Linked DNA regions of Homo sapiens: region 1 is linked to region 2. A link is a loop called in an ENCODE intact Hi-C map of the cell type or tissue named here. Cell type or tissue: IMR-90. All regions are shown on one strand. Links, peaks and the distances in the headings refer to the core of each region. The heading gives the core; the rest is flanking DNA.

Region 1 (11,577 bases), core at 2,288-10,287, 66 kb after region 2:
AGGTGGCCATGTGAGTCTCCGTCTCTATTGGGCTCTTGTGATCCACTCTGGGCACAGGGGAGGGAGACCCGAGAGCCCCACCCCAGACATCGGGGCCTTGTGGCAAAACCATCTATTTGTTGGGGGGATTTGCATTGGTATCTGAATGCCCAAGTGAGATGTTAGGCTGTCTGTGGTTTCTGTCTTCTCATTCTTATTTGGTGTTAGGTAACTCAGAACCGACTGCAGTTTCGCCATCATTTAAATCTTTATGTAGACTTTTCCCCCTGCTTTTTATTTGAGCCATTTATTACTTTCCTTGAAAGGGAATTAATTGATAGTATAATTTTAAGATTTTTTTTTCAGGATTTGGAATGGGATTTCTAAAGGCTGCAAAATGTCATCACTAGAATTTTCACCGTAGATCTGAGAAGACACTTAGTCTGCAGTGTGGCTGTTGAAAACGTTTGTAAAACACAAATTAACGTATTTTTACTTTTGTTAGTGATAGCCTTTCAAATGGTTATTCTTAAAAATCTTTTATTGTGAAAAATTCAAAATACACAAAAATGGAACGAATAGCATGATGCACCCCCGTGTACCCATCACTCAGCTTCAGTAGTGATCTTTTTTTTTTAATCTACTACCACCCAGTCCACTGATTCCCCACTCCCCTCCTTAGAGGCATCTGCTACTACCAGTGTCTGCTGATCTCTTCGGGATAGAGTCTATATCATGTGTATATCGGTTATAGAGAACACTGGCCTCAGTCTGAGGCTGCATGCACAGTGATGTCTCTTTCACGTTACCTGCCCTCTGGAACTTTCCCTTGTAGAAGCTGGTCCAAATTCTTTGCCTTCTCCATCAATCTGTTTTTCCTAAGATGTTAACTGGAAATTCTTCTATCTAGTCACATTGCCATAGTCTTAACAATATACTATTTGCCTCCTTTTCAGTCTGCTGTCTCGTCATTTTTCATTCTTCTTTTTCAGGTGTTCTTTCTGCTTTGAATTTGAGAGCTACTAAATATATTCAATCTTACTTCCTCTTCTCTTGACTCAGTTTCTATTTTGGTGATCTCGCTGCTTTGTTTATGCCCTAACCAGTCGCCTCCTCCATAAGCCTATTCAGATTCTTTTACTTGTCAATCTAAAATGCAGATTCCAGAATGTTTTCTGTTTATTTTCTGCCTTAGGCAACAGAGCTGTAGCGCTGTGGTCAGCGGGAAAGCAGGATGGCATGCCACAGTAGCTGCAGTAACAAGAAACTTCAGCCTTTTTCCTTTTTCGTGACCCTCCGTGGTTTAGCTGTTCTTTATGACCCTTGTCTACACTGATACTAATCTCCCACCGGCACCTCTTCCATGAAGAGCAAAAACTTTTGTCCTGTCCAACTTTATGCTAGTTTTATGTCTCTGGCCTGCATTTCAGAGTGGTGATGTGTGGACTTAATGAACAAAGAGGTACGTGTTAAGTCAGTGCTATGGGTATATTTAAAATTTTTGTCAAAATGCCTTTTCCTTTGTTGCAGAATTTCTTTTGACTCCTGATTAATTTCTGATAGGCAAGTGTTTATTTACATGGTAGAAATTGAGATTGCCAGCTGTCTTTATTATAAATAGTCAACTTCATTCAGTATCTCTGAACGCAGTTAATTGATCCTGTCTATTTAACGATCATGAAGTTGACACCAAGCTTCAGGTGTTTATTGTGGAAGCTCAAGAGGATGGGAGCTCGCGGCTGAAATAATTTCTAATCAAGAAACCACTAAAGACCACAAGACCAGCTCTGTAGTTGAAGAAGGGACTAGTCTATGACCTTTCGAAACTGTTAACCTGTTTTAAATTTTGTGGTGCATGGAAAAGATCAAAGGGGAGGGAAGAGTATACCAATTGTGTTTTTTTTCCAAAACCAGTTCAGCAGTTATTTACCTTTCAGGCAATTAACATAATTACCATTATGCTAAAAAGTAATTTTGGAAAGTTCTGCCCTGAGCTCTTATGACTCCACCGGGACAGTTTTAGTTGGGACTTATCTTTTTGATGGAAGCTTAATTGCAATTTTGGCTTTGTGCACACAAACAGAAGCAGCTAATTGTTTAGGCAAATAGCAGATTAATTTAAATATGCATCCCTAATAAAACAAAAATGGTATCCATTATGGTCCTTGTTCCCATGACGAAGAATATAAATATTCTGTGCAAGTACCATTAGACAGAGGTCTTAAGGATTGTCGACATTATTTCACAGTGGTAGCACTTTCCAGATATCGAGTAATCTTTACAAAAGCTAACATAAATCAGTTTAAACTCATTTAGATCCCATTTCCACTATGTGCAGTTTCATTACCACACTCTGGCTGGCCTCCTTAGGGAGGTGGGAGGGGCCTGCTGCAAACTGGCATGGGTGCCCATCCACAGCTGCTGAGCAGGCTTTATGTCTCCTCGAAAGACTGGCCATCGTTACTCATGTCATCGTTAATGGCTGTTACTGGTCTAGGCTGAGCTCAGAGTTCCTTCAGCCTGGCTGCTGCTTGTCAAGGTGGAGGGTCCTGAGCCCAGGGAGCAGGTGGGAGTGCCAGGCCCTGCCCCTTCTCCTTTATTGGGCCAGTGGTCCTCACTTGTCTTCTGGATGTTTCAAGAGACCCAGTTTCTTCTTTTGTCTGCATCCTTTTCCTGTTTGTTATGAGTGAAACAGTATTGTTGCAATCCCAGCACTACTCAGAATTAATCATCTTTTATCCAGCTATTGAGGTTTGGTCAGGAAGGAAGAAAAACACCTGCTCTTTCTGTTTCTCTAGTGTGGGGCAAAATGGGGGCTATAAACTCTGGCCTTCAGGATGATGCCTGGTGCAGGGAATGGCAAAAAAAAAAAAAAAAAAACACTTGCTTCTTATGCCACTGCCAAGAAACCAAGTAGAACCTCCCTTTGTGTTTGCTGAGACTTTTTCTCTTGTTTTACCTTGGCCTACTGTGCAGGAGAGAAGTCGTAGAGATCTTTGGGCAGGGGGTTGTCTCCTTGCCCTGAGGTCCCTCCCCAGGCCCTCTCCAGGTGGGCATGTTCATAGTATTTGAGTTAGTCTTTTGGCCTCAGCTAATTGGATGAGGGATGGGGCCCCAGTTCTTGGGGGAAGCTGATTCATGGACTGGGATGGGCTGGTTGGGACTCAAACTTTGTTGCATTCTTGGAGTAGAAGACCTCCTGGAATGGGGACAGCCACCTTTCTCCATGTACCCAGGGATGAGAGAAAGCTGGTTTCCGAAAAGAAGAATGAAATAGAATTGCAGAGAGAAGCAGAGATAAGATCTGTGGTGCACACAAGTTACATACACTACCTTGGTTCTGCATGTCTTCCTGGTTCCTGGTTCTGATCCCTTATCACCTCCAGCTGTACTTCCTGCCCTTGGGCTCCATGAAGTAGCCTCATTCCTTTCCAGTCAGTTTCCTTTTTATGTTTAAGCCAGTTTCAGTGGGTGTCTGTTTCTTACAACCAAATGTTCCATTGCTGAAACATATGACAAGCATTAAGCAAACCTTTATTGATGTACAGCCACATCCAGCACTGTGAATTCCTTACCATAGGGCATAGAGAGGGAAAAGGACACAGTCTTGCCATTTCACAAGTTCACAGTGTCAGGAGCCAAATCCATTTCATTGCTAGGTCCGCAGTATGATAACACTTGACCTTTCAAATGAATTTATATCAGATTTAAAAAAAAATACCTATTTGAGAAGTGAATTTCCTTGACCCTGACAGGCATTAACTACTTCTTCCTTAGTAGTTATGCAATAAATGCAGACTTGGTTCAAGTTAAAACATCTAGAAAAGTTTGCTGCTCCTTTTCTGGGGTCTTAAAATAGTGTGACAGCATGACCAAAAGTTAAGCTTATTCATTGTTCCATTGTGCTTTGTGTATATCTCTCTGTGATCATTGTGTTTTATATTTTAGTTATTAAATATTTGTTTCTCTCCAGTGTGTGTTTTATGAAAACAGGTATCCTTTCAATTCTTATATGTCACTAAAATGTTGGCTCGATCAGTCAGGGACTTTTTTTGTTTTATTTTGTCTTATTCACTGTGATATCCCCAGTCCCTAGAATAGTGCCTTGGTACAAAACAGGGAGCTCTGTAACTACCTGTTGAATGTATTATTGCATTGATTCCTTTTTGGCTAAATGTAGCTGATGATAATCAGCCACACTATTATAGAGCATTCTTGTAATTCAGTTATTCACTATTCAAGTCCTTGCAGTTTTGAGATTATAAAAGTAGCCATGATATAACTGTAGTAACTGATAAATTGACCATTTATAAAATTAGCTTTCACTCAAACACCCCTCCCTGTTAGCTTCTGTATCTATTCCTGCCCACTCTGCCCATATGCTTTTGGGGCAGATATCCAACAATACAGTTCAAAGGGAAATTGCAAACCTTGCAGAAGCTGCAGGACTTTGTGATGTTGAAAGTGACAGTGAAAGAACTAGAAGTGGTAATTACATGGATAAATAGAAATGGCTTTTTTATTATTTAAATATCTTTAAAAGATAATTGCCTGCTTATGCAAAAGTAATAACAATGTATTTAAGGTTTACAAGATGTACAAATAAAAAGTTTGTAACATATGTAGAAATAAAAAGTATGACAGTAATAGCACAAAGGCTGGAAGGGAAGAAATGGAAGTATGCTGCTGTGAAGTTCTTTTTTTTTTTTTTAATTGAGACAGAGTCTCACTCCGTCACCCAGGCTGGAGTGCAGTGGCACTATCTTGGCTCACTGCAACCTCCGCCTCCCAGGTTCAAGCAATTCTCATGCGTCAGCCTCCTGAGTATCTGGGATTACAGGTGCCCACCACAATGACTGGCTAATTTTTGTATTTTTACTAGAGACGGGGTTTCACTTTGTTGGCCAGACTGGTCTCAAACTCCTGACCTCAAGTGATACGCCCACCGCAGCCTCCCAAAGTGCTGGGATTACAGGCATGAGCCACCACACCCAGCCTAAAGTTCTTATATAACATGTGAAATGATACACTATTACTTGCAGGTAGACTGTGATAAAGACTTATGTTAAAATCCAAAAGCAACCTCTAAAATAACAAAGAGTTTTGGCTAACAAGCCAACAAAGGAATTAAAATGGAATAACCACATTTAGTTATCCCAAATACTCAATCCAAAAAATAAAAAAGGCAACAAAAGAGGAGAAAAGGGAGCAAAGAACAGATGGGATAAATTTAAAAAATTAGCAAAATGGTAGATTAAACCCAACCTTATGAATAATCACAGTAAATATAAATGATTTAAACACCCCAATTAAAAGCAAGACCAACTACATGCTGTCTATGGAAAACCCACTTTAAACATATAAAGACACAAGCGAAAAGATGGGAGAAGTTCTGCATGCTAACACTAATCGAAAACTGGCGTGGCCATGCAAAGTGGATTTCAAAGCAAAGACTATAGTAACCAGGGATACCGAGGGACTTTGCCTGTGATAAAGAATCAACTCATCAAGAGGACATACAATCCTAAATGATTTTGCACCTAAAAATGATGTTGAAGAACTGTGCACGTGATATCAGCCCCCCGACAAGTGAGGATCTGATCAAGTGCGACACTTTATAATTGAAGTAGGGGAAATCGAAAAAGATGAAGACACAACAGGCTTTCAGGAGAGAAAGATTTGACCATTTAATTGATGGAGCCCTGGATTTTTTTTTTTTTTTTTCCCAAAAAGACTCTTCTCAGGATAGCTCTGTGCTACTCAACCTTGTGGTGAAGGATATTTTATTGCATAAAGTTCTGTTGGAAAAATGATGCCAGCAAAGCCAATACTTGATTAATAATGAAAAATGTGTTTATAGATAAACTCCATGTGTGCTTAGAGTGAGCTGTGGTTAAATAGCTTCCACGCTTGGCAGCACCCAGGGTGAGTGTGATGGTGTACGTCAGTTACTCATTGAGCTCATAGTTATTTTATGCACTTACAAATGCAGCCGCTCATCCTGCACTTTTCCAGCTAAATTCCAGCCCAACTTCATGACGTACCAAGTCATGACATAACAAGTGGCTTTGGACCAAGTTGTTTAACCGCTCGGTGCTTCTGTTTCTTTTCTGTGAGAGGAGTAAAATGGTGCGCCTCCCAAGATGGAAGTGAATGCCCAGTGAGAGGAGACACACGAGTCTCTGAAGACTCAGAAGCTCTATGCAAATGGGAGTTTTTTTTCTCTTTACTGTTGTGATGTCTCAAAACAAATGCAAACAAATGCAATGCAGAGTGTTTGAAGGAAGCCCATGTTAAGAGCAGACATCTTGGCATGGGAGAGCCGATCTCCCATCTGATATGTAGAGCCACTGGCATTTTCTGCAGCATATTTTTCTCTTCTGAGTCAGGATGGAAAGAATTTGCCAAAATAATTGCCAGGGGAATGTGCTGTGGAACCTTTTGTGATCCGCTTATCCCCCAAGTTTATCATAATTCTTAAGAGTGCACTGTGTTTTAGATGCGAAGCAACATTTAGCTTGAAGAAGGCTCTGCTTTTGTTTATAATTGCTTCCTTAGCCTACTGACAGTTTGGAAGTCTGGCAAAGCAGCCCAAATGTATTATTTTCTTCCAATTCTCTATATTTATTTAGTGCTGAATGATCCTTTATAGTAAGATCCTAAACTCAAAGCATTTATAGTTTAAAGACAAAGTAGAAGGCAAGAAAAAAGAAAGATAGGAAGATACACTGCCAAGAGAAGGAAAGCAAAAAGCTTGGTCTGTTCTAGATAATAGGAAGTTATAGGAAATAGGGCTAGATTTACGGATGATCAATAGAAGGGGAATTAGCATTGATAGATTAAATATGTTTTATAACACAGCAGGAACTATAGACTGCATAAAAATAAAAGACAGAAAGGAATGGTCCATCTTCAGTGCTTCGTGTGGCCGGTCTCCTTTCATCTGCCTCACAGTCCTATGTAGTAGGTAATGTTGTCTTCAACTTTACAGAAAGGCTAACAGGCTCAGAGCTGTTAAGCAGCTCCCCTAAGTCCGTCAGCTAACAAGTGCTGGAGCTGGATTTGAACTCAAATAGTCACAAACTGTTATCTCCACACATTTATTTCTTGGTGAATTTTGAAAAATTGAATCAATTGGAATTGGAGCAAGGCATTAACCAGCCTAATGCAGAGAGTAATCATTTTCTTGGGTAAATCTTCGAAGGGAAGGAAATAGCTTGGGAATGATAAAAAGAAATTATTTTTGAGGAAAGAAGAATCAATGAAATGCTAAGTACAGAAAAGGTTATCTGACTGGAAAAGCATAAGCTCCTGTAGACCACTGGTCCTAAACTCCAGTGGACATCCCCAGAGTTACTGGTGCCTGACAGTCTGCATTTCTAATAAGTCGCCACGTGGTACTGATGCTACCGGTCTGGAAACCACCCTGGAGAAAGGGTGTGTGGCCAGTGTGTGAAAGAGGAATTAATCTGGGTAGCAGCATTCCAGGTGCTGGGAGAAGAGTGGAAAATCGGCATTTTTGGCAAGTGTGGGATATTGAAGCACAGGTTTTAGAGCTGTGCAAAATAAAGCACTGCTGCTAACAGAGGCTTTAGGAGGATGGCGCTGAGGAAGGATGTGAAATTCAGGCTGAGCATCCCTAATCCAAAATTCCAAAATGCTTTGAAACTGTTTAAGCACTGACATGATGCTACATGTAGGAAATTTCACATCTAACTTCATGTGATGGGTTTGTAGCCAAAACACAGCCAAAACTTTGCTTCATGCACAGAATTATTTAAAATATTGTATAGACCAGGTACGTTGGCTCACACGTGTAATTCCAACACTTTGGGAGGCAGAGGCAGGAAGATTGCTTGACCCCAGTAGTTCAAAAAAGCAGCCTGGGCAACATAGTGAGACTGTGTCTCAGCTAAATTAAAAATTAGCTGGGTATGGTGGCACACGCCTGTAGTCCTGTCTATTTGGGAGGCTGAAGCAGGAAGATCACTTAGGCCCATCAGTTCAAAAATGCAGTGAGCTATGATAGCACCACTGCACTCCAGCCTGGGCGAAGAGTGAGGCACTGTTTCTAAAAAATAAAAAAGTAAAATAAAATATTGTATAAAATTACCTTCAGGCCATGTGCATCAGGTATATATGAAACGTAAGTGATTTCGTGTTTAGACTTGGGTCTCATTTCCAAGGTATCTCCGTTAAAAAATTTTCCTTTGTGTTGCATGTTTTTAAAATAATTGAACATATTAAGTAAATTTAAAATTGTTACCTGCATTGTTTCTTGCTGCATAGGGTTTCTTAATATTTGGGATTTAAGGACCGGAAAGTACCCTGTTCATCGTTTTGAGCACGATGCAAGAATACAGGCACTAGCCCTCAGCCAGGACGATGCAACCGTGGCCACAGCTTCTGCTTTTGATGTCGTGATGTTATCCCCCAATGAGGAGGGGTACTGGCAGATAGCTGCGGAATTTGAAGTTCCGAAACTGGTGAGCTTTTTAGTCTGGTCATCTTATTTTCTATTCTTAGAATCTCTGGGTCTAATGTAAGCACGTACTAATGGTGTTGGTAACTCCCATTCACTCAGAGCTTCCTGCGGGCCTTACCTCCATAAGTCTAACTACAGCCTTACAAAATAGGTAGTAGCATTTTCCCCATTTACCAAGAAGCCACTTCAGGCTGCTTAGAGCAGTGAACTGACTTGCCCCAGTTCTCAGAGGTAAGAAGTTACGATTCAAACCTCAGGGCTGACTTCAGGGCCAGAGCTGCTCATCACTGTGGTTCCTTGGCCTTCTTCAGACTAACACGGTGGAATCTCACCCTTGGGAATCAAAGATCAGTTTGACCTAATATATAAGTGAGAATGAGTTCAGTGGTGTTATCCCAGTCCATCTGGGAAGGAAGGTTTCCATTCCTACACTTTCTTCATCCCAAGACTGTCTCACCTGAAATTTAAAGTAACTCTTGCGTGAAGATAGATTTAAGTTGGTGTTAATTGGGTAGCCATGTTCCAGGATGTCATGTGTGCAGCTCAGCCAGCCTTAAGAATTCTTTATGTCGAGCTTATTTCTGAGTTCATTGGTACAGGAACCTCTAGATTTGTAGAGTGGGAGATGATTTGGTGTTAAGAAGGAAGTGCTCAAATCTGTCTATGCTGAGTTAGGATTTAATTTAAACAAACTTGATTTTGGCACTGGTAGGAGAGTGAGCAGAAAAGCCAACACTGAGTGATGAATTGAGGGCCTGACCTGGAACCAATCCTGTTCCTCCCTCTTTCTGTCTGTTGGGAATCTTCTTAGACTAGAATAACTTAGAAAGCCATGGCATCACTGCTTCACCTCCAGGAGCGTCTGCACTTTGAGTATAGTGCTCCCCTAAAATGGCCTGATGCTGTCAGCTCATCTGGGTTTTATTAGAAAAATGTGAAAGTACATTTCTGTTCTCAAAACTTCCATAGTACTTACTATTTAGTCTGTGATTAAAGAATACTGTGTCACAAGGTCAGGAGATCGAGACCATCCTGGCTAACACGGTGAAACCACGTCTCTACTAAAAATACAAAAAATTAGCCGGGCGTGGTGGTGGGCGCCTGTAGTCCCAGCTACTCAGGAGGCTGAGGCAGGAGAATGGCGTGAACCCAGGAGGCGGAGCTTGCAGTGAGCCGAGATCGCCACTGCAGTCCAGCCTGGGCAACAGAGCGAGACTCCGTCTCAAAAAAAAAAAAAGACAAAAAAACAACAAAAAAACGAATACTGTAGACCAGCAATCACTGTATGGACCCAGATACTTACTTAAGATGCCAGTTTCTCTGTAAAGTGCAAATCCTGCCTTGGCAATAAGGTGGCATCCTGGCACAGACTGGAAGCTTTTTGAACTAGTTTACAGCCCCCAGCAAATGGCACCACCACTGTCAATCTGAGCCTCTTGGTCTGTCAGAAAGCCAACACGGAGATAAAGTTAAAGGGCTAGACGGAGGATATCAGTTGTAGGAAAATGAGACATGATTTGGGGGAGTGAGAGGAACCGAGCAGCCATTGTTCAAGGCGGGTTTTATGCACGTTTTAGGAATTATTTTTCACTTTGAGTGAAAGGTTCCCACAAAATGCTCTGAGTATCCTTGGAAAAGGCACCCCTGGCCCGAAGAGCCAAGCCAGTTTTGTCTTGTCCATATACGCCCCTGAATGGCAGTGGCAGTGTTCCCAGGTCTGCGATATTAGCCTAGTGCGGCTGTCCTTTGTGATGGACCCGCAGCTTGCGGAGCTGGGCCCGAGTATTAGCAGAGTCCCCCGGATGTTGACGCTCCCTCCAGCTCTTCTGGACCGTGTTCTGGAGGCCGGCTTTGAACTCTTTGGCATATGGTCAGGGCAGCGCTGTCCTTTCACACTGTGGATTTTCATAATTAGTGTGGCTCACCTTCTATGTGTCCTCTCGTGATTTACTCGCAGAGGCGAAAGCCTGTTGCGAACGGCACCGCGGAGAAATGGGCCGCCTGTGGATGGACAGAATCAAATTATTCTTGAAAAGTGCGTCTCAGACTCGTGCACATTAGAGAAAGTGCCGGCGGTGACGCAGTCAGGACTGGGGAGCGGGGTGGGTAGAAACATGCGTGTTTGTAGAGCCTTCCTTACCCTCTGGTGGCCAAATGGACCCTGATGACGTTGAAACCAGGAGACAGCAGATCACTTGGATATTTTTAACCTTTTGGCCACACATTTTGACACAAATGTTAAAATTTTTTTTGCGAATTTGGAGCTGAATGTTATTTATTCAGTTCATTGTAAACAAACAAACAAACAAAAAACACAACAAAACCAAAAAAACCCCAACCTTTTATTTTTTGAATTGCTATTACATCCCCATGGTTCAGAATTTAAAAGACACAATAAAGCTGATGGTGGGAAATCTCCCCATCTCATAATCCACTTCCCTCCTTGAAGGCAGCCATTGTTAGAAGATGTATGGATGTGCGAGTCAAGCGCATTGTGTACTTTCTCCACCCCCACCTTGTACACATGTCAGCAGGTGGGGTTACCTAACTCATCTTGCATCCTTGCTTTACCCGCTAAGCTTATCTGGGAGAACCATGCCATTTGTTTCGTTTTATAAAGAACGTTTTCATGCTTCCCTCTAGGACTGCATGGTATTCCAGCGTATAGATACACTGAGTTATTTAATTAGTCCCTTAGTAATGGGTGTTTCTGTTTTTCTAGTTTTTAGCTAAGACACAATTGTACTACAGTTCATGAATAACCTTGTACATAATCATTTTTTATATATGTGAGTTTATTTGTAAGTAACTTCTAGAAGTGGATATCCTGGGTCAGAGTGCATGTTCATTTGGTATTTTGATAAGAGTAGCCAAAGTTCCCTTGATACAAGTTGGACAAGATTATATCCCCACCAGCAGTAAGTGGGATCCAGAAACATGGAACATGGTTTTCCCTCCTTCACTTCCAGCCCAGGGTGTTATCAGATTTCTTGATCTTTACCGATATGAAAGGTGAAGCATCATATTTCAATGAATTTTCATTTTATATTTCTCTTTTTAGGTGTGTCTTATGTTTCTCTTATACTGAGCATCTTTTCTGTTGTGTAAGAGCT
Region 2 (11,251 bases), core at 1-8,000:
CAGAGGTGCAAGGAGAGGCAGGCACATTCGATGCAACGTTTATGGAAAAAACCTGCATACAAGTGGACCCACGCGGTTCAAACCCATGTTGTTCAAGGGTCTGTAGTATTCTGAAAATAGAAGGGACCTGCATACTGGAGAATCTGGAGGGTACATCTGAATCTATTTCATGTTGTTGGAAAAGGCCTTCCCTGTCTTCCTGGAATTCATTTCCCTGGTCTCCTCTGCCCCCTTCAGAATCACCACATTAGGTACTACTAGGTTCTCTATGAGTAGCATACAACTTTTGGGGCACCTCTAATTTTAAAGAGGACTTTGTAGGCCAGGTGTGGTGGTACACACCTGTAATCCCACCACTTTGGAGGCCAAGCCAGGAGGATTGCTTGAGCCCAGGAGTTCAAGACCAGCCTGGGCAACATAGTGAAACCCTGGTTCTACAAAAAATTTAAAAAATTTAGCTAGGTGTGGTGGTGCACCCCTTTAGTTCTAGCTACTTGGGAGGCTGAGGTGGGAGGATCGCTTGAACCCAGGAGGCTGAGGCTGCAGTGAGCCATGATTGCACCACTGCACTCCAGCCTGGGTGACACAGCAAGACCCTGTCAAAAGCAGGCAAAAAGCAAACTTTGTGGCTGGGCAAGGTGGCTCATGCCTGTAATCCTAGCACTTTGGGAGGCTGAGGTGGGTGGATGGATCTCTTGAGCTCAGGAGCTCAAAACCAACCTGGGCAACGTAGAGAAACCCCATCTCTACAAAAATTGGCCAGCGTGGTGGCATGTTCCTGTAGTCCTCACTACCTGGGAGGCTGATGTGGGAGGATTGATTGAGGCCAGGAGGTCGAGGATGCAGTGAGCCGGGATCACACCACTGCACTCCGGCCTAGGTGACAGAGCGAAACCCTGTCTCAAAAAAAAAAAAAAAAAAAAAGGCTGGGCCTGGTGGCTCATACCTGTAATCCCAGCACTTTGGGAGGCTGAGGTGGGCAGATCACCTGAGGTCAGGAGTTCGAGACCAGCCTAACCAACAAGGAGAAACTCTGTCTCTACTAAAAATACAAAATTAGCCAGGCATGGTGGTGGGTGCCTGTAATCCCAGCTACTCAGGAGGCTGAGGCAGGAGAATCTCTTGAACCCAGGAGGCGGAGGTTGTGGTGAGCCGAGATCGTGCCATTGCACTCCAGTCTGGGCAACAAGAGCAAAATTCCATCTCAAAAAATAAAAAATGAAAACAAGACTTTGCAATCATTAGTAACACTGCTATAAATAAAGTTATAATTCATTGTGTGCGTAAACTGTCTCCTTGGTACTGTCTTAAGGGTTTAGAGACATTATCGTCTTCATTTCTCCCAACAACTCTCTCCAGTGGCTATTTTCAACTAATCTGTAGATGAGCATTAGGAAAGTAACTGATTTTTAGATAATAAACCTACTCCTTCTCTCCAGGCTGATAAATGATGACAAGGTTTATGGAAAAGGCTTGGATTCCTGTGTCAGTGGTTGCAAGCCCCAGAGCCCACAGGGCTAAGGCAGGTAATGCACGTGAGTGAGGTAGGCTGGGTGTTGCACATTAGGTCTTTTCTCCCAGCTCATCAGGTGTTTTTATGTGTTCTGGTCATAGCTTTATAATTCGTTTCATAGTGGCAGCTGTTCTTTTTGTCACAATTAAACATGTAGGAATTGTCTTTAAACATGGCCATCTTGGTCTTGTTTTCCCACTTTTAAAAGTTTTTAAGCTCAAACTATGTATTGACCTTTACAAGGGCCTAAATACACAGCTTGATGAATTTTCAAGTGTACACATCCATGTAAACAGCAGCCAGGTCACAGGGCAGCATCACCAGCATGTCAGAACCACCTCCCCTGCCCTGTGTTCCCTTCCACCCAAGGGTAACCACTCACCTGACTTCTCTTCCACCCAGGGGTAACCACTCACCTGACTTCTCTTCCACCCAAGGGTAACCACTCACCTGACTACTTTTTTTTTTTTTTTTTTTTTTTTTTTTGGGAGATAGAGTCTTACCCTGTAACCTAGGCTGGAGTGCGGTGGCATGATCTTGGCTCACTGCAACCCTGACTTCCCGGGTTCAAGTGATTCTTGTGCCTCAGCCTCCTTAGTAGCTGTGACTACAGGCATGCACCACCACGGCCTGCTCATTTTTGTATCTTTGGTAGAGATGGGGTTTCACTATGTTGGCCAGGCTGGTTTTGAACTCCTGGCCTTGTGATCTGCCCGCCTCGGCCTCCCGAAGTGCTGGAACTACAGGTGTGAGCCTGCATGCCTGGCCTCACCTGACTTCTAACACCACATTTAGTTTGTTTGTTTTTGAACTGTATATTAAGTGGAGTCAAACAGCACATACTCATGTGTCTTTGAGTTCTCGTGTATGGCATTATCTGTGAGATTGATCCCTATGAATATGCCACATCTTATCTACTGTTGATGGGAATTGTTGCTAGTTTGTTGATAGCCAGTTTGGGACTCTCAGATATAGTGCCACCATAAATGTTTTGTACATCTTCTGAAAAATGTGTCCACATTTTTCCTGAGTATTCATTTGGGAGTGGAATTGGTGAGTCATAAGGTATGCATAGATTAGCCTTGGTAGATACTGACAGTTTTCCAAAGTAGTTGTACTGGTTTTCTCACTTTTGATAGTAACTTGTGTATGTGGAATGTAGTATTTCACTTTCTTCTTTACCATAAATCAACACCCAGCTGAGATGACATGACAGCAGAACTTGACCCCAGCATGGGCAAGATGATAAAGACACATTGGGAAATACATGCCATGGCTGGGGTCAGGGTAATAACCACTGCCCCCATTAGCTGGTTGTTGCCCTGTAGGAATGTGGTCCCAGTGTTGTAAGGTCTTTAGATTTTTTTTTTTAATTGGGAATATGTATTTTTATGTGGACTCCTTCAGTTTTTTCTGCATGAGAAAACCATCCAAGCTGGGCATGGTGGCACATGCCTGTACTCCCAGCTGCTGGGGGAGTTGAGGCAGGAGGATCACCTTAGCCCAGGAGTTTGAGACCAGCCTGGGCAAAATAGATTCTGTCTCACTTAAAAACACCATCCAAAACGTTGGCTTAAAACAACCACGATTTAGCTCACCATTTTGCAGGGTGGCAGCTTGGGCTGGGCATGGGTGAGCTCACTCGTGTGTCTGAGGTTAGCTGTGGTCACCTAGGCTGCTCTGCTTCTAGGGGTTGGCTAATTGTGCGTGTGTGTGTGTGTGTGTGTGTGAGAGAGAGAGAGAGAAAGAGGTGTGTATCTGGGTTATGAGTCATCATACAGCAGCTTAGCTTAGCCCCAAGTGGGCATTCTCAGAGTTACAAGAGCAGCAAGAGGGCGAGCCCCAGTGGCCAGATGCAATGGTGCTTTTGAAGTCTGCATAGGTCATGTTTGTTATTCTCATGTGGCCAAGTCCAGAGTCAGTGTGGATTTACCCAAGTGCTTGGATACAGAGAGACATGAACAAATTTGGGGCCATCACTATGTCAGTCTACCTCAAAAGCTCTTCCAATTTTTAATTGTTGGTAACTAATAAAAATTAATAAGATTTTAGGTGCTAACATTGCAGGTTAAACAAAACCTGTCAGTGGGCTAGATCTGCCTTGGGTAACCATTTTATCATCTTTGCCTTGTGCCTTCCCAAGAATCCTTGCTTGATCCATGGGTGGCTCCTGAAAGGAAGAGTTAGTTCCATTTGAGACTCCCTAGAATCTTTAACAGAAGCTGATCCACTTGACATGAATGGGAAATAAAATCTGGTACTACCTTCTTACACTTCCTCCCTGCCCCCGTTTCTTCTCCAACCTTTGGCACTTTCATTAGTGCACCCTGTTGTATTTCTGGTGCAGTCTCCTCCACTTCAGAGTCTTCAGTATCCATCACTAGAGAGAGAACAACTAATAAGTTAGCAATCAAAAGTGAAGTTGCCTTTGGATGGGTAGGTGAGCAGTGCTGCCTTGGAGTGTCATCTGGCTGGTATAGGCCAGAACCTCTGATGGGCAAGCAAAGCTGACATGAAAACGCAGGACTCACTGGGCATGGTGGCTTATGCCTGTAATCCCAGCACTTTGGGAGGCCGAGGTGGATGGATCACGAGGTCAGGAGATCAAGACCATCCTGGCTAAGACGGTGAAACCCTGTCTCTACTAAAAAATACAATAATTAGCCGGGTGTGGTGGCACGTGCCTGTAGTCCCAGCTACTGGGGAGGCTGAGGCAGAAGAATTGCTTGAACCCGGGAAGCAGAGGTTGCAGTGAGCCGAGATTGCGCCACTGCACTCCAGCCTGGGTGACAGAGCAAGACTCCACCTCAAAAAAAAAAAAACAAAAAAAAAACAACGCAGGACTCCTCCCAAGCCTCATGTTTTATGAAGCTTTTAGTAATAGCACTTAGCAGCCATCTCTTTTTAGGTGATGAGTTGGGAATACCTCAGTTGGCACCTGATAGAGTTCTTAGTATAAGTAAACTAGTGAAAGAACACATCCCTGGTCAGAATTTCAGAGGCAGTAGGCACTTTCTCTGTTGTCTTCTCTTCTCCTCTGTTCATAAACCCAGGCTTCTTGGAGATAGTGGATATACCTGAGTATAATTGCAAGTGTGCTGCTTTCTTCAGTGGAGTGGCTGTGATACCAACTTGCTTGGGCTCCATTTTTATTTAGGTGGTGTATCAGGACTCTGGGCTGCAGGCAACAAGCACCCAACCCAAACTGGCTTAAAAACCCAAACTGGAATCTATTGATTCCTGTAACTGAAAATTCCAGGTGGTAATGTTTGTTCTGGGTGCTTACCTAAGGTAAGTAGGATTTGCCTTCTCTTAATCCTGCTTTCCTTTTGTTGACTTTATTCACAGACAGGCTTTCCTCTTGGGGAAAAATGGCTACCAGCAACTCTAGTCTTCTATCTGCTTAGCAACTCAAGGGAAAGAGAGCTGCAAGTCATGAACCTAAATTCCCATTGCTGCAAACTGGGTCATGTGTCCACCTTTCAGCCAATCACTGATTCAAATTGTTCAGACTCGAATCCATTGCCCATTCCTGAAGATGAAGGTGAGGTCAGCTCTGCCTAAATTGTGTTGACTAAGAGTGGGAGTGGGATGGTTTCCTAAATAGAGGAAGTGGATGTTGGGCAGGAAAAAAGAGCAATAACTGATATCCATTTTAGGTGGGTGTGTGACGCAGCACTAACTGAGAATACAGTAGTCCCACCTTATCCACTGGAGATACATTTCAAGACCCCCGGTGGGTGCTTGAAAATGCAGATAGTACTGAACCCTGTATATGCCATGTTTTTTTTTCCTATATACACAGAGCAATGATAAAGTTTATAAACAAGGCACAGTAAGAGATTAACAGCAACAACAAAATAGAACAATTACAACAGTATACTATAATGTTATATGAATGTGGGCTCTCATAATACTGTACTGTAAGTAACTGATGCTATGGAAAGCAAAACCGCGGATAAGGGGGGACGACTGTGTTTTCTGTTCATCCAACATATATTCATTGATCAGCTCAGTGCTGGGGAATCAGCAGTAAACAGAATGGCTCCTTGTCCTCAGAGAGCCTAAAGTCTTGTTTCTTTTAACTAAAAGAATGACATTAATGGAGTCAGGACAGTCTTGGCTATGGGGCTGGGCTCTGCAGTCAAGCAGACCTGAGTTCAGATTCTGGCTCTGCTGTTACCAGTTTGCCTTGGGCAAGTTAATTTCCCCTGCCTTAGCTGTCAAATGATGATGATGTTAGTACCTATCTCGTGAAGAGGCAATGAAATAGGCATGGAACTTAGCACTGAGCCTGGAGTACAGTAAGGGCCCAATAAATGTAAGCTGGTGCCATTATCGTTAGTACTCAGAGTTTGCTATGCTATTTTACTTCCTCTTTACTGAAGCTTATCACCGATAAGCCCTTAGCTTCCGCCTCTTGTGAATCCCTGGAGGGCAGGATCTGTTGCCTTACTGTTCTAACTCCACCTGCCTTACTAGTACAGTAGGGGCCCTATCTATGTTTGTTGAGTTGAAATAATGTGGGCAAAATTGCTGCTTCTGACTGCGACTTTATAAAGGCTCTATGATTGTTAGAACCCTTGAACATTCAAAGCATCCTTCCAGGTTAAGATATGGAGTTTTAGGTCTGCTGAAAGTTTTAATACTGCTGGCCAATATTTATCACTCACCATGTCAATATTTAACCTGTCAGATCCTGCATCTGTGTTGCCAACAAGATAGATTTAATGGCTTAACCTTCTTCTGTTTTTAAGTTAAACACAAATAAGTAAGCTCCCTAATGTGAACACTTTTCTTCTGGCTAATATGCAGTGAGACAGCAAACCAAACCAAATGTGTACTCATGAATTGACTTAACTGGAATAACTTCCTTTCCTCTTTCCTGTTCTTTGCCTGCCTTTTAAAGCTCAGCTTGAGTTCTGTCTCCTGTGTTAATTCTTCCGTGATTTCTCCAGCCCAAATTTCTCCCTTTCCCCCAACTAAAAAGTTCTTATCCTCAGTGCTGTTCATTTTTTCATGTTATTCGTGAATTAGCAGGCCTCCACTTACGAACCTTTTGAAATGATGCCTGTGTATACTAGAACAACTTGTGACTTACATGCGGTCTTTGTTGGAACGGTCTGCTGCTTGAAGCAGCTTGGGTTTCATTCATATCCCACAAATATTTATTAAGTGTCTTCTTGGTACCAGCCACTGTTCCAGGCACTGAGAATATAGCATTGAACAAGGCAGAAAAAAGCCTGTGCCCTTGTGTAACTTACATTCTGGGGAAGAGGGAGTTAGACAATGGACAAATAATTGTCAGGTAATAAATAAATGTTCTGGAGAAGAAATAAGCAGACAGGATAGAGTGTATCTGCCAGGGGAGGGGCTGTAATTTTAAATAGTGCTGTCCAACAGGGTCTTTCTGGGAAGGTCACATTTCATGGAGAACCTAAAGGAGGTGAGGAGTGAACATACAGAGATCTGGGGGAGGGGATTCTAGGCCAAGACGGGCAAGTGCAAAGGTTCTGTGGTGACCAGGACCCGCACTTAGTTTAATGCTCTGTTGCCTTGATCATTTGTAATGATCTTAATCATTTGTGACCAACAGGCCCCCCAAATTCTATAGCCAATCCTGATGGTGGGAATGTGCCTGCAGTGTTTGGGACCCTTAATGTGAACATCTTTACTCTTTTCACAAACCCACTGTGGTTTCAAAAACCACACCCACTGTGGTACCCCTCTGGGACCTGAAGCTTCTCCTCTTCCTGTCTTCTCTCCTCGCCATGTCCTAAAGCTCAGATCCCAGTTTAGACTAAAAGGGGGCTCAAAGCAGAGGCCCAGCCCATTTTGCTTCACACCACCCTCCTTCACCACCACACCCAGCCTCCTGGGATTTCCCCCAGCACTTGCATTTCTTTAGATTGGCATCTTCTACCTTCTTTCCTTGCCAGAGTCCCCAGGAGAGTGAGAATATGTCTTGAAGCTGGAAAGCCTATTCTCGTAAAAAAAGGATAAATCAAATTCCATGGACATTTATTGTGCATCTACTGTGTGCAATGCACTGAGCTGGTTAGATTCTATAGTATTATAGTTCACTTATATCACCCGCACATGTGATCAACAAACATTTATTGAATACCTTTTGCTCTTCCTCATAGCTAGGCATGGGGATTAGGTTAAATGTTAAGAGACGAATTGTTTTTTTGTGGACTGCTTGGGAGCTTAGCCGCTCTTTGTAGCATTGTTTGTTTGGAGAAATGTTTTCCAGCTTCTATATGGCTGGCTTACTAATGAACTTTGGAGTACCTTAGGGGACGATCTATATTGCCTGTTGTAGTCTCCTGTATTTCATTTTACGTGACAATGACTTACCTCTATAAAAGATTTTAGCTCTTTGAGTGTAGACCATTTCTTATATACTTGCTAACAGCACCTCCCTCCCCCTAGCACCTGGTGTGGCCCTGAATTTAGATAGTATTTTGAACATAAGTTACCTTACTTTAAAAATGTGTTGCTTTTCTGTGTCTGTGAAAATATCATGTGCTCACTGTAGAAATATTTAGGAAATTCAGAAGAATAGAAGAAAATAAAAGTCTTTAGTAATATAATTGCTTAGAGGCTACCATTGTTAACATTTTGGTGTATTTCTGACTTTTTTTTTTTTTTTTTTTTTTTTAGACAGGCTCTCTCTCGCTTTTGCCTAGGCTGGAGTGCAGTGGTGTGATCATGGCTCTGTAGCCTTGACCTCCCATACTCAAGCTATCCTCCCACCTCAGCCTCCTAAGTAGCTGGAACTACAGGTGCATGCCACCACACCTGGCTCATTTATTTTTATTTTGTCTAGAGACAGTGTCTCACTATGTTACCTGGGCTGGTCTTGAACTCCTGGCCCCTAATGATCTGTCTATCTCAATCACCCAAAGTGTTGGGATTACAGATATGAGCCACTGTGCCTGGCCTATTTCTGACTTTTTTTCTTTTTGTATATAAGAATATATATTTCGAGACAAATTGTGGATTATAAATGGATGCTTATTTATCTCGACTGCCTTTCAGACCTTTTTCCCCCAGCCAACCAGTTTTTTTCTTCTCAAAGAAGACACAGGTGAAACTGAAACTCATCTATTTCTTCTGATTGAGATTGTGTGGGTCTACTCCACTCAGCTTTTGCAGTACATGGAAAGTTGAGATAAACGCCTAAAGAAACTAGTTTCAGTCATAGATTTAGTAAAAATGTTATTGCAAATCTCTTCTTTGAACTCAAGGTGCTTTTCTCAGTTTCTTAAACCACCACCCAGAGAGATCTTTCATGTCCTCTTTGCCCTGGAGATGTACATTGGGAACAAAAACCTTAAGTCAGTTTCTTCACTTTTTACTGCTTTGGCTCTTAGTAATTATCTGTTCTTCTATTAAACAAGAGAAGACAGATTAAATTTCTAACAGTAAGGCACAAAACCAATCCATTTACAGAATTAGTCTTACATTAGCACATAGGAATACAAATCAGCCTCCCTGGGGATGGATCTCTTTGCAATTTCTCTCAGTGTTTTTGGAGTAAGTCCAGTAGACTTTGGGAAAATCTAGTATTCACTGACTTTAAATTAAATAAGTAATATGACCCCTTTGAGTGTGTGTGTGTGTGTTTTTTTTCCCTTGACTAGGAAAAAGGGGATGGATAGATTTTTATATCTGCCTATGATGTATGGTTGTGTTCTCAACTTTTAGTGTGCATGAGGATCGCCTGAGAAAGAGGTGCTTGAGGCCGGGTGCAGTGGCTCATGCCTGTAATCCCAGCACTCTGAGAGGCCAAGGCAGGTGGAGGCCGAGAGTTCGAGACTAGCCTGGCCAACATGACAAAACCCTGTCTCTACTAAAAAATACAAAAATTAGCTAGATGTGGTGATGTGTGCCTGTAATCTCAGCTACTTGGGAGGCTGAGGCATGAGAATCGCTTGAACCTGGGAGGCAGAGGTTTCATTGAGCCAGGATCGTGCCACTGCACTCCAGACTGGGCGACAGAGCGAGACTCTGTCTCAAAAGAAAAGGAGGTGCTTGAGCCCTAACCCTGGAAATTCAGGGCAGTAGGTCTTGGTAGGGCCCTTGGCATTTTTTTTTTTAAATTCCACAGGTGATTTTAATGTGTAATACAGGACGAAAGTCCCCAATAGTGGTAGAGAATCGATATCTGAGACATTGTCAAAGAATTAAAAGCAAGGTTGTATGTTATCAAACAGATACTTTTCCTTAACATTGAAGGAATACTAATATTTTGAATTTATTGGTTTCCTATAGAATAAATTTGGCCAGTCTCACATTGCTGAGAGCTATTCAACTACTGCAAAATTATTTTCTTTTTTTTTTTGTTTTGAGACAGAGTCTCGCTCGCTCTGTCACCCAGGCTGGAGTGCAGTGGCGCGATCTCGGCTCACTGTAAGCTCTGCCTGCCGGGTTCACGCCATTCTCCTGGCTCAGCCTCTCGAGTAGCTGGGACTACAGGCGCCTGCCACCACACCCGGCTAATTTTTTGTATTTTTAATTAATTAATTAATTTATTTATTTATTTATTTTGAGACGGAGTCTTGCTCTGTCGCCCGGGCTGGAGTGCAGTGGCGCGATCTCGGCTCACTGCAAGCTCCGCCTCCCAAGTTCACGCCGTTCTTCTACTTAAGCCTCCTGAGTAACTGGGACTACAGGCGCCTGCCACCAGGCCCGGCTAATTTTTTTATTAGAGACGGGGTTTCACCATGTTAGCCAGGATGATCTCCATCTCCTGACCTCGTGATCCGCCTGCCTCGGCCTCCCAAAGTGCTGGGATTACAGGCGTGAGCCACTGCACCCGGCCCAAAATTACTTTCTCTAAATATTGTAGCCATGTTGATATTTTTATAGTTTGACCAGATTTCTCTATTTTAATATTTCTAATGTCTTTAATTCCTTTTCCTTCTTCTTGGAATATCTTTGTTTCTGAAATGACAGGTTGTCCATTTTCATGTTTTTAAGTCAGTGTTGTCCATTTTCATGTTTTTAAGTCAGTGTAGAGTTGGGTTAACGTGGCCCATAACTTTTTGGATGGCTATGTGCTTCGCAGTAGTCTAGGTGGAACACTGATAGCATCTTTATTTATTTATTTTTAATGGACACATTATAATTGTACATATTTATGGGGCACGGTGTCATATATGTATACAATGTATATTGACCAAATCAGGGTAATTAATGTATCCATCACCTAAAACGTTTATTATTTGTGTTGTAAACATTCAAAATCTGTTCTTCTAGCTATTTGAAAATATACAATAAATTGTTGTGAATTATAGTCAACCTGTAGTGCCACAGAGAACCAGAACTCATTCCTCCTGTCTAGCTGCACTTTTATATCCATTAACCAACCTCTGTCTGATAGTGTGTTTTAGATAACAAGGTATTTCTCTGCACACTAGTAGCAAGTAGTGTTTTTAACCTACATTTATGAACTGTGGGAAGTACCCAATCAGAGTGCCTAAGACATTCTGCTGCCCGACAGTAGTAGGATTTATGTGGTTACTAGACCACAGCTTTTGTCCAGGATGTGGCTTCATATCCTTGTCAGATCATGCACACTAATAAAAGAGGTGTGTTTTCAACCACAGGGCCAAATATGCTCACAACTCTGCCTCTTGTAAGGTGTTTCTCAAATGATATTTCCAATAATAACAAACTGAAGTTGATGAATTAGTTACTAAACCTTGAATTTACTCTGGTTTGTCTGGT

The links. Hi-C counts contacts between places; a loop is a spot of excess contacts. Peaks named below come from ENCODE experiments on the same cell type or tissue, not always from the same donor. Only the 100,000 strongest peaks of a DNase experiment are listed, where the experiment ranks them.
Region 1: a loop joins it to region 2, with 2.0 times the contacts of the local background. A loop is called at or near these places in 2 of 110 quality-filtered maps.

What each region holds. Positions count from the first base shown.
Region 1 is chr12:116,976,938-116,988,514 of GRCh38, forward strand. FBXW8 (F-box and WD repeat domain containing 8) reads left to right here. Exons shown (of 11, transcript NM_153348.3): 6 at 8,269-8,465. It overlaps LOC100506551 (a long non-coding RNA gene), which reads right to left and starts at 10,400. Exons shown (of 4, transcript NR_103809.1): 1 at 8,717-10,400; 2 at 8,246-8,439; 3 at 3,313-3,482; 4 at 503-2,652. In IMR-90, for the core only: no CTCF peak of the experiment used is centred there; DNase peaks (open chromatin) are centred at 5,984 and 6,364; H3K4me3 peaks cover 427 bases; H3K27ac peaks cover 763 bases.
Region 2 is chr12:116,913,670-116,924,920 of GRCh38, forward strand. All of the region lies in intron 1 of FBXW8 (F-box and WD repeat domain containing 8), which reads left to right. Among named protein-coding and RNA genes, the nearest start is that of FBXW8, 8.3 kb to the left of the region's middle. In IMR-90, for the core only: a CTCF peak has its summit at 3,327; DNase peaks (open chromatin) are centred at 2,582 and 3,312.